Linked DNA regions of Homo sapiens: region 2 is linked to region 1. A link is a loop called in an ENCODE intact Hi-C map of the cell type or tissue named here. Cell type or tissue: Calu3. All regions are shown on one strand. Each heading gives the region's core, and the rest is flanking DNA. Links, peaks and the distances in the headings are about the cores only. Region 1 holds the start of SRRM4 (serine/arginine repetitive matrix 4). Region 2 overlaps SRRM4 (serine/arginine repetitive matrix 4).

Region 1 (9,635 bases), core at 1,010-9,009:
GAAACAAATGTTCCCTTCTCACTCTCTACCCCAAACCAGGAGTAACAGTTATAAAACCGGAATCTGTTCTACAGAGAGGCCACGCCTATTACAGAAGTATTACACAGGATTCTCCTAGCGTGACATAAATCCAGGGCTTATGGTTCAGGCTTTCACCTCAGGGGTGGTTTCTAGGGCAAAGGAGACCCACGACATTAAAAGGCACCAAGAGTGAAATGATACTGGTTGCAGAGGGGGAGTGGAGTATTATAAAAGTCTCAGGATTACATTAGAATTAGCAAAAAGCTGCAGAAAGGATGAGGGTTGAAAGACCTTGTGGGCCATTCATGTGATTGCAAATATGACCAAGAAAAGGGCAGGACAGTAACAGAGAGACAGACAAAAGTGGAAAGTACCAAGCAAGGCAGATAATAGGTGTGCTTTCCTGAATCAAAACACCACCAAGAATCCGCTTTCCTCTCCCTGCACCCCTAAAATAGATGGAAGACTCTGGACTAAATGCCATACTTCTAGTTTCCTGTGAAATTTCCTCTAGTTCCTTCTACAAGGGCATTTTCTTTGGCCAGTGCAGCACCTGATTAGCCAACAGTAGGTACGTTCCAAAGGTGGAATAGATAGCAGAAACCCAGGAAGATAAAAACCACTGACGTCAAAACTCTATACACAGAACCTCCTTCGGAGCAGAGAAGCATCAGCCTTTAATGGCATTTGGTATTATTGTTCCCCTTCTCCAGCCTGTGTCAGTGGGTGGGTGGGTGTCCCCTCCTTCCCGTCTGCAAACACTGGCTGGTGCTGCTTTAGCTTGAAGCCTGCTACACCCTACTGGCCTGTTGTGATGCTTGGCCACCCATTCCTAAATGGGACACCTATTTCTCTAAAGACCTGTATGATCCTCAATAAGACAGTGAAGAGGAAAACTTCTCCAATCTGGCTTTGATTCTTCAGACATAATTTCCCATACGTCTTCCACCTCACACTCACTGGAAAGTTCAGAATCAGTTGTGCCAGAACAGACGTTCAGTCTGTCCTAAGCACTTTTGCAGACATGTTTTCAATCTGCTCCCTAATGCAGACTGCCAGGATTAATAAATCCTCCAAGTGGTCCCCCTGGTCCACTTCTTTCTTTTCTCCTACTAAACCACTCATCCAACACCAGCAAAAGATGAGTTTTCATACTACCTTGATTTTCCCTGACAGAGAGCACAGCCTTCTTCCCTTCATTCTTAAACTCCTCTAAATTGAATGATTTATGAAAAGAATTGGATTTTTCTCTGTCTTGGAATGCTTCCATTTTCCCCCAACCTCCTCTCCCTCTCACCCCACCTCCTGTTCCCCTGTTTCTTTCATTTCTTCCCTTATTCTTCCTTCCATCAGCACCATGTCTACCACCATCCAAGGATCGGTTCTCATCCCTGAGTTCAAAGCAATCAGATTCTTTTTGGAAAAAAAAAAAAAAAACAAAAAAAAACAAAATAAAACTCTTCCAAGATCATCTTCACGATCTTGGAAGGCTCCTCCCTGACTCCTGAGCTCAGAGTCTTGGTTTTGGATGCTGGAGAGGAGAGAATTCAGCAGCAGCGGCAGCAGCCGCCAGAAAGGCGTGGAGGAGGGTGCTGTTTTGGGTGTATTTGAGGGAACAGCATATGGGCTTTTGTCAAAAATGTTCAAAGCTCGCTAGTTTCCGAGCCGAGGATGGAAATGTGTGCTATCTCTGAACGCTGCTTGAGCTGGCTCAGTTCTCCTTTTCTGGTACAACACCCCCCAAACATCTCAAATCCACCATTCCTTGGCCCACCTGCCCTCTGGACTCTGTGACACCAAGAAAAGTTTTTCAGTCAAGTCGTACCCCATCTGCACCGCCCACCCTCAGGTAGCAAAACCTCTTGAATAGGAGCTACGGGGGTCCAATAAGCGTTGCTTTCCCCCAAAGAATTCCTGTCCCTTCTCACCATCTTCCACCTCACACAAGCAATGAGTTCCCATGTTTCAGCGGGAGCCGCCGAGTAGTGACGGGAAAAGACAGGCGCCCTGGCCCGGCTGCCTGCATCCACCCCTCCGGGCTCTGGGGCACAGGCCAGAAAGGAGGACCTTCAGGATCCCCCCTTCTAAGAAGGAGATCATTACCTTGGCAGCGGCTTGCGGGCCGTGATACTGGCGACAATGATGCTCTCGGGACGGGGGGTGGCCACCGCTTTGAAGGTTCCTCGCCAGAACTTCTCAAAAAGCTGCTTCTCGCCTTGCTGAACGCTCGCCATCGCCAACCCAAAGGGGCCGGGGCGTCCGGGGCGCTGTCCAAAGTGCTGAAACGTGGATTCCAAACGGGGGCGACACCCAGCTCCCGGCTCTGTCCGGGTGAAACCCAGAGAGGGGTGGGGTGGGAGAGATCGGAGTTCAGGGCGGGGGATGGGACGCCCCAGCCCGGGCAGGCAGCAGAGAAAGGAGGCTCGTCCGCTGGGCTTTCTTCGCCCTTCTGGGTCGGCTCCAGGCTGCGCTCTGAGCTGGCTGAGCCTCTGCGCCCCAAGAAGGGAAGGGAGGGCTGGCTTTCTGGGCAGCACCAGGAGAGAAGAGGCGACGGGGTCGGATGTGTGTGCGTGCGCGTGTGAGCTCCGGCGCGCCCGGGTTTTGTCTCTCGCACAATGTGACGTTGGAAGAGGAGGCTGGTCGCGCGAGCTGCACTTTCCTCCCCCCTCTCCGTCTCTCCTCCTCCCCACCAACCCCCTCCTCCTCAGGCTCAGCCTCCTGCCGCCATCTGCATAACAAAAGCCCGCAGGTCTTGGGAGGAGAAAGGGCGGGGCGTGCGCCTGTCACCAGGGCCCCGCGGCGACCGAGTTGCAGCGCTGATCCCTCTGAGAAGCCATCCTGGCACCCCAATCTGCGCCAGGCAGGAGATCCTGCTTCCCAGGCCCCTCTCCTCTCCCATCATCGCTGGCCTTCCTCAGCCCTTTCCTGGGTGCCCCCTTTGGGCCAGGCCACCTTTCTTTCCAGCCCCTTCGCAAGTCTTGTAGCTGATCTTCTGCGTGGGGGGGGGGGGGGGGTTGGGGGGGCTCGTAAAAAACTTAATCTATCCACCCCAGCCGGCCTCCCCCAGACCCTCACTTTTGGGAGACACGGCCTAGGCCGGTACAGAGGGTGCCCTGCGTTCCTCTTTGCGCCGGGGGTTAGCGAGGTCTCCACCACCCAGAAAGTGCCATTTGATAGACAATCCCTCACCAATTCGGCTTCTCGCCATCTGCCGAGCAGGGCCCCCGCCCGCCAAGGGGCGCAGCGTTACATCTGTGCATGCGGAGCTGTCAAGGGTATCTCTTTTGTGTCTCACAGCCGGCCTGCCCAGCGTCCCCGCCGCCAACCCCGTCCAGAGGAAAGAGTTCCCATCTCACCCCACCCCACCCCCATCCACTCCTGGGGAATCCGCCTGCAGCCACTTTTCCTAATGCCGCTAGTCTCGGGAAAGGAGTACGTTTTGGAAAAGAAAGCGCTTAGTGGGAGGGTTGGAGAGGAAAATCTCGAGGATTAGCAGGGGGATAGTTACTTTTCGGTCTCTCCTCCCCATCTCCTTACCGCCTCGCAGTTCAATCGTAATCCCAAGCAAGTGGAGGTTTAGAATCCCAAATCAACCCCAGACACAGAAGATCTGGTTAGAATGACTCTTGTTTTCCCCCAGGGTTTTCATTATAAAAAAAAGAGATCGTGGCGGGACCCCTCAGCCCTTGCCTTCCTGGAAGCCTTTTAATCTTAGCAGAGTTGTTACTCCCCCATCTCCCACCTAACGCCCTCCCCCTCCCCCCAACCCCGCTTCCACTTTCCAGGCTGTAAATTCCTGGAAGGAGGCCTCGCTCAGTCTTAAATGCCTCCAAGCACCTGGTGCTGAGTCCCAGTCACAGCGAGAATAAACTCCTGCTCTTTGCTAAAGCAGATAGCAATGGGGACCCAATGAGGGCGGGGTAGGGCGGGGGGGTCGGGAGAACAATGGGAACTCCAGAAATTCTCTGAAGGGGAACAGGAGGTAACTAGGAGGTGAAGATGAAGAGGCCAACAGAGAGGATAAGATGGGGCAGGAGAAGAAAGAACCTTGGAGTAAATGAGTACCCGCCCCAAAGGGTATCTACGTTTGAAGTGTGTGTGTTCGACACGCCTGCGTCCGCTTATTTGAGTGCCTGAGAGCGCTACTTGCTCTGCAGTGACCCCTTCTGGTCAACAACGAGAGGTGCATTTGCTGGCTTCTTATGTGGGTTGCCGGGGGAGAGGGCCCAGAGGTGGGGGTCAGGCCTGGGAAGGTTGGAGATGGAGCAAAGTGGAGACTAGGCTAACCCCTTCCCTTCCTCTCCCTCTTACCTTGCGCCCCAAATCCCCCATTCCCTGATTGGGCTAGACCCCCGTTTCCCACCCAGAAGTTGGTATCATTGTAAATGCAATCTAGAGCTGGCTTCTTATAGGTAGCAGACTGGCATCTTTAAAACTAACCTTAGTCATGACATTTAGGGTATGAACTGAGTCACTTGCAGGAGAGAGGTAGGTGGGATCCTACCCCCACAAGATCAGTCAACATCTTCCAGTTGTGTGCCTGCTCCTAATCCCTAAAATGTTGATAGAGCTCCCATATGCAAAACATTGCCTTTTTAAAATCCCATCGTAGCCAGATGAGGTGGGAGAGAAAGCTGATCTTATTCTATTTTATTTATTTATCTTATTTCAATAGCTTTAAGGGTGCAAGTGTTTTTTGGTTACATGGATGAATTGTATAGTGATGAAGTCTGGGCTTTTACATACCTGTCACCCGAATAGTACCTTACCCCCAAAAGGCCATTATTAAAAAGTAAAAAAAAAAAATAGATGGTGTAGATGCAGTGAAAAGGGAACAGTTATACACTGTTGGTGTGGATGTAAATTGGTACAACAACTATGGAAAACAGTATGAAGATTTCTCAAAGAACTAAAAGTAGACCTGCTCATTCTTTTATAAAGACACATGCATGTGTATGTTCACTGCAGCACTACTCACAATAGCAAAGACATGGAATCAACCTAAATGCCCATCAGTGATAGACTGGATAAAGAAGTTGTGGTACATATACACCATGGAATACTACGCAGCCATGAAAAGAATATCATGTCCTTTGCAGGGACATGAGTGGAGCTGGAGGTCATTATCCTTAGCAAACTAACATAGGAACAGAAAACCTGATACCACATGTTCTCACTTATAAATGGGAGCTAAATGATGAGAACACATGGGCATATAGATGGGAATAACACACACTGGGGCCTTTTGGAGGGTGGAAGTTGGGAGGAGGGAGAGGATCAGGAGAAATAACTAATGGGTACTAGGCTAAATACCTGGGTGATGAAATAATCTGTTCGACGAACCCCCGTGACACAAGTCTACCTATGTAACAAACCTGCGCTTGTACCCCTGAACTTAAAATAAAAGTTAAAAAACGTAGACCTGCTATTCGATCTTACTCTGTTTTAAACATGAAGAAGTTGAGGATGACCAAGTGACTTCCCCAGGGTGATCCTGTAGGAAGCAAAGGAAATTTGTGAAAAATACAGTTTCTGTTTTTGCTTGGTGGGGTGGAGGATGGAGTGGGATACTACGCATATCAGGATGGACCACCATTTAAAAATAAATCAGATAACAATGAGTCACATACTTAGAAGCACCTGGTGTTGAGGTTCCTAAATTGGGAGTCTGCAGTAATCAGTTCAGGACTTGGAATCCAGAATGCCTGGCTTCAAATTCCAGCTCTGCCATTTCCTAGCTGTGTAATGTTGGAGGAGGGATTTCACTTGCCTATGTCACAGTTTCTTTATCAATACTATGAAGAATTTTTTTTTGAGACAGAGTCTCGCTCTGTTGCCCAGGCTGAAATGCAGTGGTGTGATCTCAGCTCACTGCAACCTCCGCCTCTCAGGTTCAAGCCATTCTCCTTTCTCAGCCTCACTAGTAGCTGGGATTGCAGGCGCCTGCCACGACGGCCCAGCTAATTTTTTTTGTATTTTTAGTAGAGATGGGGTTTCATGAAGATTCTATAAAGATTATAAATAATATGTTTAGATGAACTAGCTGTGAGGATTGAAGGAATTAACACACATACAGGTTCTAGAATGTGTCTGAAACACAGTTTACTCAAAAATATCAATTACTCAAGTGGTTAAAAGCCCAGCCTGTGGATTTAGAGAGAACTAGGATATGAAGCCCAGCTCTGCCACTTTGTAGCTGTATGAGCTTGGGCTAATAACTAACCTCTGCCTTTGTTTCCTCATTTGCAAAAGTGGAGATATCACATCGTGGTTGGGAAGATTAAATGAAATATTACTGGTAAAGGACTTAATAAATTGTCCAGTTTATAGCAAGTGACCATTCAATGGTAGCTCTTCTTGCTCATGATCTTGGAATAATCACCTGTTACTATGTTAAGTCAGGCCATATTCAGTTCAATAATCATTAACTGATGCCCAATCTTGCATCTTGGCCAGGCACAGTCCTGGGCACGGAGGACTCAAAGACAAACCAGACATAGTCCCTTCCCTGAAGCAGTTCACAGCCTAATTCTCCTTCTGGGTCTCCACTGACTAACACTTGTCCCCTTTTCATCTTATCACAGTGACTTCTGCTTTAGGTCTGGCTTCTCCAATATAACGTGAACTCCAGTTCCTCCATCACTTTATTAAAATAGAACCATCTTGTGCCTCATTCCTTCCGGGTATTGCTTTCTGTTTCCCCAGATGCAAGCCAGCCCACCCCATAAACAAGGACCTATTAATATGCTGGTTAATGAATATAAACTTATGGCACAATTATTCCTTGCCCTCTGTGCTATACTGATGGTAGACATCACTGATCCTTCACAATACTCTTTCTCAGACCGACCCTCAGAATCCTTCTTAACACACAGTTTCTAGATAGCCACTACTAATAGTTTGGTCTTGGCATTCCAGATAAAATCAATTTGCCATCCATGTCTAGAGAATGTTTCTTTACCTGATTGGTATTGTTCTTTCATTTGAAAAAAGGGACAGCAGGGAGAAATGATTCTAAACTTTGCAAACCCAGGCACTCTAGAGCAGGAGCTAAGAAGATTCTTATGCAACCTTCTCCTTAGTGATCCAAAGATACAGCACCTCCAGCTCAGAGAAATAGCTACCCCTTCTCCTGAGGCAGTTCAAATCCCACCTCACTAACATTACCATGTTACCTTGGGTAAATCTCTTAATCTTTCTGTGTCCACGATTTCTCTGAGTACAATGGAGCCAACCATTATCTACCAGCATCAGAGAACTTGACAGTCTGTACCCATTTCTAAAAGTCCAGGGAACAGCAAAAGATTCAAATAATTACTGAGATGATGGGAAATATGATAATGAGACCAATTCATCGGTCTTTATGTCTTTAAACAAGATCATGCTAAACCATTCAAATTACAAGATTATTTATTTGGGGAGAAAAATATGATTGCACTACTCAATGTTTATCAATCCTCACTTCTTGACTTCTTCGTTCCCAATTTGACTTCTTCCTTTAATCCTCACTTCTTGAAAGTTCTACCTTGTGTCTAACCTGAATCCCACCTCTGTTGTTTATTGTCCATTCCTCTTCTGGAACATACATGTGCACTACTTCAGATACTCCTGGACTAGTATGGATAAACCAGAAAGCCTCCTTCCAACTGCATAGATCCCAAGATTCTACAAGACAGATGGATTCATTGCCATCTCAGACAATAAAAATTGCTACACTTATCAGACATATGTTACTATGTTCTAGTCACAACATGTGCTTAAACCCTTGATAAACATTATCTCACTTAATTCTCACAACAGCTCTATGATAAAGGAACCATCATCATCTAAATTTTGCAGATTTGGAAACTGAGTCTCTGAGTGGGAGAATCACTTGCCCAGAGTTGCATAGCTAGCAAGTAGAGGAGTCTGCTTTCAAATCCAGATATGTCTTAATCTAAAGTCTAGGCTACGCTGACCTCCAGCAACAGGATAAGAAAAGTGTAACATTAGGTGAGTGTAAAATGTATCCCTCCTGTCTATATATTGTGTCCATGTCTAGAGCTGCCCATTAGTCTGCATATCTATTTATGCTATCAAGGATGTTATTTTCAGAGCCTCCACCTTCTTCCTGCAGAAGGGCAAAGAGTACTTGCCTGGTACTACCCTAATATGTACAACCTGGTATTTTATAGGTAGTTGGCAGGAAAAGACATGAGTCTCCAAGGCGACCATATTGATTTTGTTGAAGAAAACCAAACTGAAGAATCTCAGTGGGAGGAGAAGGAGAGAGATGCTCAAAATCAAGACTGGAATAAAGCAACCATTCCTCCCCAGAGCAATTGTACCAGCCACCTAATCTGCCTTCCTGCTGCAAGAATTCACCTTCTGCTAACCTATCCTTTGGACTTATTCCCTCTAGGGACTTTTTTTTCCTTCAAACTGGGGGCCTGCTCATAACTTCCTTCCTTGAAAACCTTGCACTGACTCCCCCAAATTAGTAGGGTCAGTGCTAACCCCTCTGCATTACGGCTCTCATGAACTGGTGCTTGCCTTCTATCTGTCCTTGAACTTCACCCTCCAGTTATTTCACATTGTTCATCGTATCTCTATATACCTCGTTCTACTCCATAACTCTCCAAATCGTGCAAAACAAACCCCTCTGACATCTCTGTCCTTTTGAAAATGTCCTATTCATTCTTTGATATTTTATAATCACATTATCTCAGAAGTCTTAACATACGCATTGCTAGCCTTCCATACCCATAATAAAATCTTCCTCTCTTGGCCCTCCTTTGAGCCATGGGTATACTTTATAATTTATTTAGAGTTACTTGTCATAGTATTGACTGGGTGATCCTTGAAAGAACAGACTATGTCTATTTCTTATTTGAGTCACAAATGCCTAGTATAGAATTGGCACATAGTAAAAGTTCAGTAAATGCTGGTGTAATGAGTAGATTCCATATACAGTAAGAAACTATACTAATGTTCAAGTTACCCAGTCCCGCAGGTAATGAGGCACGATTTTATACTCATATTACACGTGACAATACAGTATTCACACTGTGCTTACTGGCATTGTATATATTCACTTAACTGTGAATTGATGAGAGAAAAACACTGTATTTTATGTATACTCTATGTAGTATGTATAACAGTAATAATATGCAATTATAACAATATATGTGTATATAGTTACATAGTATTCAGTGCCAGGCATTTTTCTAAGTACTTTACAAATATTAACCCATTGAATGCTCACCAAAACCCTATGTATTAGGCCCTGCTATTAACCACAGAGAGTTTAAGTAACTTACCAGGGACACACAGTTAGTAAAAGGTGGAGCCAACATATGAATTCAGTTAGTCTGACTTGCAGAGCCCTTAATCATTCTTACATACTGCCTCTAATATGATTTTTATATCCTGAAGTGAAATTCATTCATTGTGCAAGTATGTATTGGGCACAGCAATTGGACAGGGACAAAAATGGGTCCTCCTCTCCTGAACCCTTCAGTCCAGTTGAGTTATGTTAAACATCATAAAAAAAAACCATGCCCCAAAGAGGAAAACGATGTAAAACTGGATAAGTGGAGAATTTACTAAGTGTAAAGAGAATTTACTGAGTGTAT
Region 2 (9,635 bases), core at 694-8,693, 58 kb before region 1:
TTCTCCATTTGTACCCAGTCCACAGCAGTTCTCTCTAAAAATACAAAGGCATCCTACAAAAGCTAAAGAAATCAGAGATCTTGGTCTGGAAACAGGCTTCACCTTATCACCTGACTCTGCTTTTCAACACAGAGTGCAACTTTGAAATGTCCATGGGATCCATATTGCAGGGCTGTCATTTAAACCTGTAGGGTTCATCGTGTTATTCTTGAAATTGAAATGCCATTGATATTATGCAAGTTATGTAAAAAATAATTTATATGGGTAAGTTGTGAAAAGTACTTTCCTACTCACCATTTCACTGGATCTTCAGAATATCTCTGTAAGATTAATCAAGGCATATTATCCTCATTGGACAAATGAGGAAACTGAGGCATCCACAAGTTAAGCGGCCCAATCAAAATCATATTAATTTAGAGGTGTGACTCCAACCTACCATCTAATTAGACCCACGTGCAACTGGATTTTAATCATAGCTCTGCACTTATTAGCTGGGTGTCTTAGGCAAATGGCTTGACCTCTCTGTGCCTTGGTTTCCTCATTTGAAGGACAGGGGTAATACGAGTACCTTTCACAGAATTATTAACAATCAAATAAGCTTATATATGTAAGAAACTTAACATGATGCCTGGATATAACGAGTAGTCAATAAAGTAGTCAACCACCAGGCATGGTGACTCATGCCTGTAATCCTAGCACTTTGGGAGGCTGAGGCGAGTGGATCACTTGGAGTTCAAGACCGGCCTGGCCAGCATGGTGAAACCCCACCTTTACTTAAAAAAAAAAATACAAAAATTAGCCGAGCATTGTGGCACTTGCCTGTAATCCCAGCTTCTCAGGAGGCTGAGGCAGGAGAATTGCTTGAACCTGGGAGGAAAAAGTTGCAGTGAGCTGAGATCATGCCATGCACTCCAGCCTGGGCAACAGAGTGAGTGAGACTCCATCCCTCCAAAATAAAAATAAAAATAAAGGGTAGCTCATTTGATCCAACAATCCCACTACTGGGTATCTACCCTGCAGAAAAGAAGTCATTATTCCAAAAAGATACTTGCACACGCATGTTTATAGCAGCACAATTCACAATTGCAAAATCATAGAACCAACCCAAATCAAGTCAACGAATGGATAAAGAAACTGTGGTATATATACACAATGGAATACTACTCAGCCATAAAAAGGAATGAATTAACAGCATTTGCAATGACCTGGATGAGACTGGAGACTATCATTCTAAGTGAAGTAACTCAGGAATGGAAAACCAAACATCATATGTTCTCACTGATATGTGGGAGCTAAGCTATGAGGATGCAAGGGCATAAGAATGATACAATGGACTTTGGGGACTTGGGGGGAAGAGTGGAAGGGACACAGGGGATAACAGACAACAAATATGGTGCAGTGTATACTGCTCGGGTGATGGGTGCACCAGGATCTCACAAATCACCACTAAAGAACTTACTCATGTAACCAAATACCACCTGTACCCCAATAAATTATGGAAAAATAAAATAAAATAAAATAAAATAAAAGGTAGCTGCTATTATTATTATTGTTCTTATTGTTATTAATGTAGGGACAGGTGCCTTTTTTTCTCCTTTCCTCACATACATGTCTTGTCCCTTAGGGGAGGTGACTTCTATCCACTCTTTCTCCATATTGGGAAAGTTACATATAACTAACATTTCTGATCTTCTGCCCTCCCCATATTCACTCCCCTGTATGTGAAAGTTGGCATCCAAGTAGTCAGAGAATGGAAATAGTTGGGACAGGCTTTATTGGTGTGTGGGGCAGTGCGTGTGCTTCACCTGCTGTTTCCTGCCCTGGTATATGGGTGGCTGAGAAAAGCTCTCTCTCTCTCTCTCTTCAGCCACGTCTGCAAATGTGGGTCTCAGGTTTCAGGATTTAGCCCAGGTATCAAAGGCAAATGTCCTCATTCAGCCTCAGAACCAGGTCACATTTTCTACTGCAGCCTTCTCAAGTTCAGTGCTGGATATTTATGATAATACTTTGTGTTTTTTGTTTGGTTATTAATCTGCCATGTGGTTTATATACCACCTTTGTAAGGTGTCCAACAATCTTAGTTTATCTAAGACTGAGGGGCATCCTGGGATGCGGAACTTTCAGTGACGAAACTGGGGAAGTCCTACACCAGCAGGGATCAGGTGGTCACCCTGCATATTGGTTCAAACTTTGAAGTGATGAGTGATTTACTAAACTCCTTAAACAAACAAATAATAACTGTATAGAAATAGTAATGCTAGTGGAAAAATGTGAAAATAATAGGACATTTGAAATACCCAGGAATAAAATAGAGAAGAAAATAGTTGATGTCACCTATAATTCCATCACTCAGGGACCACCCTAGCCAGGCCCTCCAGGAGACACCCTTGTGTGTACTCAAGAGCATGCCATTTACATAGGCTGTCACATACATGGTGCTTTCTTGGTGTGCCGCGCAGTGTGTCAACCCTGACTGCAACGTCACTGAGCTTGGCTTGTAATCTTTTCCCCTAGGAAAGCAGGGGTAAGCCCTATGGCAGGACATGGGGTGTTGGTGCCCCAGTTTGGTGATGAGAGCTGATTTGATCCAACTCTTAGCATATTCCAAAAAGTAAGAGCTGAGATGATGCTTGTTGCGTTTGAACCCAGTCCCATCCCAGATTTTCTTTATTTCTTCAGCTCCCTGTTCAGTACTTGCATTTTGAGCGTTGAAATGTGGAGCTGAAGTAGACAAGATCTGCTCTTAGTAGGTGGTGTTCCACCTCAAGGGATCAGCTGGACCTCTTCAGGCCAGTTCAGCTCCTCAACTGCATCCCTCTGGCTCCCGTAATAACAGTATGTGTTTTGGAGGATGAGGAACAGTGAGGGAGGATCATAACAGCTTTCTACAAATAGCTGATAACACGTCGGATCTAACTGGGCAGCAGGAATACCACCAGCAAATTCCTGAGGACAGAACCCCCTTGTAGCACCCCATGAAGACATGAAAATGAAGAGGAAACATGAAAAAACGTGGAGCATGAATCCAGAACACTTGATACTGTCTGATAAGAAGGAAACAAAAGAGCACACAGAAATGATGAAGCAAACTTTGCTGAGTTGAGAACAACTATCTGCAAGTCAAACAGACGTAGCAAGTTCCAGGAACAAATAATGAGAAAAGACAAACACCTAGAAATGTTGGTAAAAGTTTTTAATTTCGGCCGGGTGCGGTGGCTCACGCCTGTAATCCCAGCACTTTGGGAGGCCGAGGTGGGTGGATCACGAGGTCAGGAGATCGAGACCATCCTGGCTAACACGGTGAAACCCCGTCTCTACTAAAAATACAAAAAATTAGCCAGGCATGGTGGCGGGTGCCTGTAGTCCCAGCTACTCGGGAGGCTGAGGCAGGAGAATGGCATGAACCCGGAAGGCGGAGCTTGCAGTGAGCCGTGAGCTGAGATGGCGCCACTGCACTCCAGCCTGGGCGACAGAGAGAGACTCTGTCTCAAAAAAAAAAAAAAAGTTTTTAATTTCAAGGATAAAGAATCAAGTGTATTAGCAAGGCAGAGGAGGATTACTTATCTGTGTTGCTACTGGACTGTCAACACAAAGAAGGCAGAGGCCATGCCTACTTGATCTTTGCTGTGTCCCCAGCACCCAGCAAAGTGCATGGCCCATAGTAGTTGCTCAATAAGTGCTTGTTGAATCACCAAATAAATAGATATAATAGCATTATTAATCCCTACCCAAGTTAGTCATTCCTATAGTATTTCAGCCACCATCATACTTCATTGACCTGCTGGCTCAGCAGAGAATATTACTATCCTCATTTTACAGTTGAGGAAGCTGAAATTCAGCAAGGTGATGCTATTATTCAAATTTACGTATCCAGCAATCAATGGAATTAGAATGAGAACCCCGATATTTCAAGTCCTAAATCTGGGCTCTGGCCTTGACTGCTTAGAAGCAGCCCAAATACATTTCCATGCCTTCCTTCCCCTTCTCTTCGGCGAATGTTCAGCTTCAGTTCCACCACATGCCCAGCAACACATATATATAAGCCAGCTGTCCCCACAGTGATCACAGTCTGGGAGGCCTAATAGACACCCACAGGGTACACATATAAATAAATCAGCCATGCTGACCCACAAAGAAATTCCATGTGATAACCTGGCCCTTGGCAATGAAATCTTGATTCACGCAGATCTATTTTCCTTGGTGGATAATTTTTCATCCAGACTATAATGTGATGGGGAGGCTTACAGGCATCCATAAAAAATTCAACAGAAATCCAATCCTCATTCTGAAGGGCCGGTGACACCCTGTCTCTCCCCCTGCCTCCCAGCCTCCCCACCAGCTCCACCCACAAGGCCCTGCAATCTGTTTGCATTCTGGATTGGAAAAACTATTTTCTGATGATGATCCTTAACTCCTGGGGCATTTTCCGCCTCACATGGTATGGTATTCTGCAGTCTGGGTGTCATTTATTCTGGTAAATCTCTCTCTCTTTCTCCCACGGACTCCCTATCCCCCAAACCCCCATCACCATTTGAGCAAAACAGACCAAACCAAGACCCACCCACCCAAGAACTGGGGGGAACCACGCCCAGGAAAAATGGTGGAGCTATTTATTGTTTTCACCAGCAGGGGGCGTGGACCTCTCTTGGTCTTGTGTTTGATATCGCCTCGTTTCCACCACAATCCATTTCTAAGACCTTTCGGGAATGGGACAGAAATTTCTTTGTGTGTCCTCTTTCCCCAGAAGCGTGAGTGGCTGAAACGAAGAGAATGGACATGGAGCCCACCCGGAAGAGCACCCTTAACATCATCATATCCCTGAAGCACGAGTCGGGGTGGTGGGACTGCCCTGGAAACCCTGCACACAGCTGGCTTGAGCAGTGGGTATTTTCATAAGGCATATATGGGCATCACAGAACACTTGGAGGTACCGTTTTCCTTTCTGTCCAGGATCTTCTTTCTTTGTCTTTTCTGCATTCACTGCATCTTTTCCCCCTTCCTTCTCCCTTAAACCTGGACCATTATTTTCTGGGACATTATTTGAAATCTAACTGGCAAGCAAGAACTCCTCAGGGATGTCATCCATTTCCTTCCACTGGTGGTCCTCAAACTGCCACTGAGATGATGAGTGAAATACACACATTGAGGGAAACCTGTCTTATTCCTTTATTCAACCTCAAGACACTCTGTTTCTGCTGGAAGCTGAGGAAGGGAAACTCTCACAGCCAAAGACACACTGGAAAATAGCAGCAGGATATGGGGTTGTCAGAGTGAGTGTGGAAGGAGGCCCAAGCTCAGCTGCAAGCCACCGTATGCTCAGAACGATGGGCCTGGAAGCAAATGGAAGAGACCCTGGCTGAGCCTTACAAACACCTGCCTGGAAGCCAGAGCGGGCTATCAAAGACATTGAGATCAAATTTTGGAATCCAGCGGTATCTTTGGAAAGCAAAGCGGAGGCAATGGCCACACCAAGTGGAGCCTGTGGCACTGGTTCATAGAGTACTTGAAGTGTGAAGACGTGGGACACTGCTGAAATTTTGCTGACTGAAGTCTGACACCACTTCTAGCTTCCCCAAAAACAAGAAAAAGAAATTTTTCCATGCAGGCAAAACTCCTTGTCAAAGATATCATTGGCTCCATCTATCTCTTATCTCTCCAAGCACCTGACTCTTTGAAAAGGAAAAGGAAAAGGAAAATGACAATAAGAATTTTCCCTTTTCCCTTCATGTGGCCTGAAATATCCAATCAGAGATCGACTAAGCCCCTCTTAGAACATATGTAGGCCTCCAATTTATTAGAAGCAAGTACTTCACTCTGTAAGCCAGGGGCCAGCAGATAAAGACATTTAGCCATATGAAAAGACTCAAAGTACAGAAGAAGGGGATAAAGAAAGAGACTCAACAATATAGAGTTACTGCAAGCAGAAAGGTTTAGAAATGTTCCTGATAAGATGGAAACAGGACATCACATCTCTGTAACTAGAGGGGATAATCAGAGAGGGGCACCTATGAAATCTGGAAAAGGCCAAGGAAATGAAAAACAACTTGACCCAGTTAAAAATAAAATTGCAATTGAAGCATGAAACAGTAGATTGAAAATGATAAAGGATCAATTTTTAAAAAATAAAGATGAGGTTAAGAAAACTTAGAAACATGGAAATGAAAAAGGAAAAGTAAAAGATACAGAGCATGGATTCACAACACCCAAAATTGTAGAATGGGAAGGAGAGGCAACAGTACCAAGAGGTAGTGAAGAAAACTTTGCTTGGCTGAATAATTACTTCTATCTGCAAACTAAATGCACCTACTAAGTTCAAGGAAAAAGTGGTGAGAAGCAACAAATGCTCAAACACATTGGTCAAACTTTTCCAGTTTCAATAACAAAGAAGCAATTCTACCAGCAAAGCAGGGGAGAATTACTACTGCTAAGAAACAGAAAACTAGGCAGGCCCCAAATTTCTTCTCTACAATAAAAACATTGCAGTTTTCAGGGGGAAAAAATTGTGACCCACGAATTATATAGTTAAAGAAGGTAATATTCCAATTGAAGAGGAGAAAAGTCAATTTTTTTTAAATGCAAGGGTTAATTTTTTAATTTATACACTCTGAAAAAAATTATTCAAGAATATACTGTGGCCAAGTAAGAAGTTAGTCAAAATAAAGGATTGTATAGTTCATATAGTGAGAGACAGGGAATGAAGCAAAATTTAAAGAAGCCTGAAAATTTCGCCTCATAAAACAAGATGTTATATTGGTTATGACCGTAATTGTAAAAGGGCTAAATTTCAGTGCTAATCACCCAAATTCTCAGTTGTGAGTAAAAAATAGAAATCCAAGTCTATTATATGAATTTTTAAGGGATATGACAAAAAAATGATTAGGAATAAAAGTATGGCTAAAGATTCATCAGACACACCAAAAGAACCAGGGACGAAAGTGTCCACAAGCAAATAATTCAAGGCAAGAGAAAACAATATTCAGAGAGGGCGTTTTGCAGGGGCAGCAGATTTAAGCCATAAGGAAGATGCAATACTATAGACATTTCTGTATTGAATGGCACAGCTTCAAAAGGTATAAAGGAAACACTACGAAAAATAAAAATACAAGGAGAAACAGCCAAATCATAATTTTATTAGACTACTTTAACATTCTTCAGTAAACCAAGTAGGTAAAATTAGTGAGTTTGAGTAATATGCATGCATTAGATTTTTAGACTGCTGAAGAATGAACATGATTCTTGAACACTGAACAAACAAATCCCCAAACTTAGAAATTCTGCAACTGTGATGGAGACCGGGATGCCCCACCCAGAGTCATCTTCAACAAGGAAGAGTGGATCCTCCCAGCCACTGAGAGTCCTTCCAGCAGACAGCACTCAGCTGTCAGCCCTCTCCAGAGTCTGTTCCCACTGAAGAGGCCAAAGCCATGTCCCCTTCCTGGGGCAGCCTGTTTTCAATGATTGGTGTGGGGAATAAAACCCTGTCCTCTTGTTCTCAGCTCCAGACAACTTGAAAAGATCCTTCAGAGCTCTCTGTGGTGTGGGCTGAGGCCTCCACTGAGACCTCCTTGCAGCTCAGCTTCTCCCTCTGCCCAGTCCTACTCCCTTTCCTTTCTTTCCACAAGTGTCGCTTGACCCCAAGGCCCCTTGCTCCTAAGTCGCCTGTATGCTAATTTCCGTCTCAGACCCCACTGTCCAGACAACCCAATCTGTGAAACAAACTAATGTTAGAGTTGTTTCCAGAATACTTAAGCAAAAACACCAGAAGGATATATATGAATGTATGTGTTTCTTCTATATAGTTACTAGAACAAGACTGAAAAATTTAACTGTAGCCAACTTTGAACATATTGACATTGGGAAAATTACATATCAAGTTTATTAATATGTGCTGCTAATTCTATACTCAGTAGAAAATTCATAGTGTTAAATACTTTTTTATTATAAAAGAAAGAATGAAAAATCAATAAACCAAGAAAAATCAATCCAGTAAGGTGGAGAAAGAAACACGAAACATGTCTAAAGGTGAGAAAAGTATTTTTTTTTTTTTTTGAGATGGAGTCTCATTCTGTCACCAGGCTGGACTGCAGTGGAATATTCTCTGCTCACGGCGACCTCCGCCTCTTGGGTTCAAGCGATTCTCCTGCCTCAGCCTCCGGAGTAGCTGGGACCATAGGCGCGTGCCACCACGCCCAGCTAATTTTTGTATTTTTAGTAGAGACGGGATTTCACCATGTGGGCCAGGATGGCCTCCATCTCTTGACCTCGTGATCTGCCCACCTCCGTCTCCCTAAGTGCTGGGATTACAGGTGTGAGCCACCGCACCCGGCTGAGAAAAATATTTTTTAGAGATGTACTCTGAGGTGTGTAGGGGTGAAATAACATAATCTCTAGGGTTTTATTTAAAACATTTCAGCAAATAATACAAAGAAAAGAGAAAAAGATGAAGCAAATGTGGCAAAATTTTGGTATTTGTTGTATATTGCTCATGGATCTGTAAGGAAGCATACATTATATTATTTGCCCTAAGTTTTAGCGTGAACATTTTCATAAAAAATTAAAACAAAGGAGGAAGGAATAATAAAAATAAGTGAAGACATTAATGAAGTTTTTAAAAATTGAAAGCTAATGGGATGGATATATACATATAAAAACTGGATCTTGAAAAAAGTCAACAATAAAATAGGTAATTCATCATATCTAACCAAGGATAAAGCAGGAAAAAAGAATACATATCATTAGGAATATAATTATAGATCAAAAGTTAGATTTAAATATTATGGGACTATTATAACTTTTAGCTGATAAATTTTAAATTCTCAACAAAATCGACAATTTGCAGGGAAACATAAATTACCATATTAACATAAGAGACAGAAAATTGGTGAAACTATTAATGATAAAGAATCTGAAGGATTGTTACATGGTTAACTCTGTTAAAAGTCTTGGGCCTTGGCCACTCTAGAGTAAGATCTTTCCAACCTCCAAGAACCAGCAATATCATACTTCATAAATTATATCAAGACATAGAGAAGGGAGAAAGCTTCCCAAAGTATTTGAGATTAGCATAACCCTAATCTTGATAAATAAGAAATCAATCTCACTTTAAATACAAATGTCAAAATTATTAATAAACTATTACCAAATGGAAAACAGAAGTTTTTAAAGAGAGAAATGGGCCACAACCAGTGAGATTTATTCCAAAAAGTCAAATAAGAAAAAATATTGGGATCATTTAAATTAATACTCTCCTCTCCAAAGTCAATACTCATTACAGATGTAATTGAAATGTCTCTGCACAAAAAATAAATTTGATCAAGGACATATATTACACAGAACACCATGCTTAGTGGTGAAACACTGGGGACATTCTTGAAAAAGACACTCACTACTGTCTTTTTTATCTTACAATTTCTCTCGGAATTTCTAATTAATGCAGAAAACTGAAATAACAGGATTGGTATTTCCACACACCATCCTTCCCTTCCATACCAACAAGAGAGATTCTAATACCCCTTCTTGGGAGGGGACGCTTCATTCCCAGTCAGGATACACACTATGAGATATTATTATACCATCACTCATTGCTCAGGTGAGAAGAGTGAGGAAAAGATGAACTGTGGATTAAAGAGTTAAAG

Evidence for each region. A loop is a pair of places that touch in the nucleus more often than their neighbours do. Peaks named below come from ENCODE experiments on the same cell type or tissue, not always from the same donor. Only the 100,000 strongest peaks of a DNase experiment are listed, where the experiment ranks them.
Region 2: it touches region 1 in a loop (6-fold over the local background); 1 of 110 quality-filtered maps calls a loop at or near these places.

What each region holds. Positions count from the first base shown.
Region 1 is chr12:118,974,503-118,984,137 of GRCh38, reverse strand. It overlaps SRRM4 (serine/arginine repetitive matrix 4), which reads right to left and starts at 2,597. Exons shown (of 13, transcript NM_194286.4): 1 at 2,125-2,597. The coding sequence starts at 2,255. In Calu3, for the core only: a CTCF peak has its summit at 4,154 (motif pointing left); a DNase peak (open chromatin) is centred at 4,187.
Region 2 is chr12:119,032,077-119,041,711 of GRCh38, reverse strand. The region is part of intron 1 of SRRM4 (serine/arginine repetitive matrix 4); the gene reads right to left. It overlaps SRRM4-AS1 (SRRM4 antisense RNA 1), which reads left to right. Exons shown (of 3, transcript XR_945431.3): 2 at 4,745-4,927. Among named protein-coding and RNA genes, the nearest start is that of SRRM4-AS1, 15 kb to the left of the region's middle. In Calu3, for the core only: a CTCF peak has its summit at 4,620 (motif pointing right); a DNase peak (open chromatin) is centred at 4,611.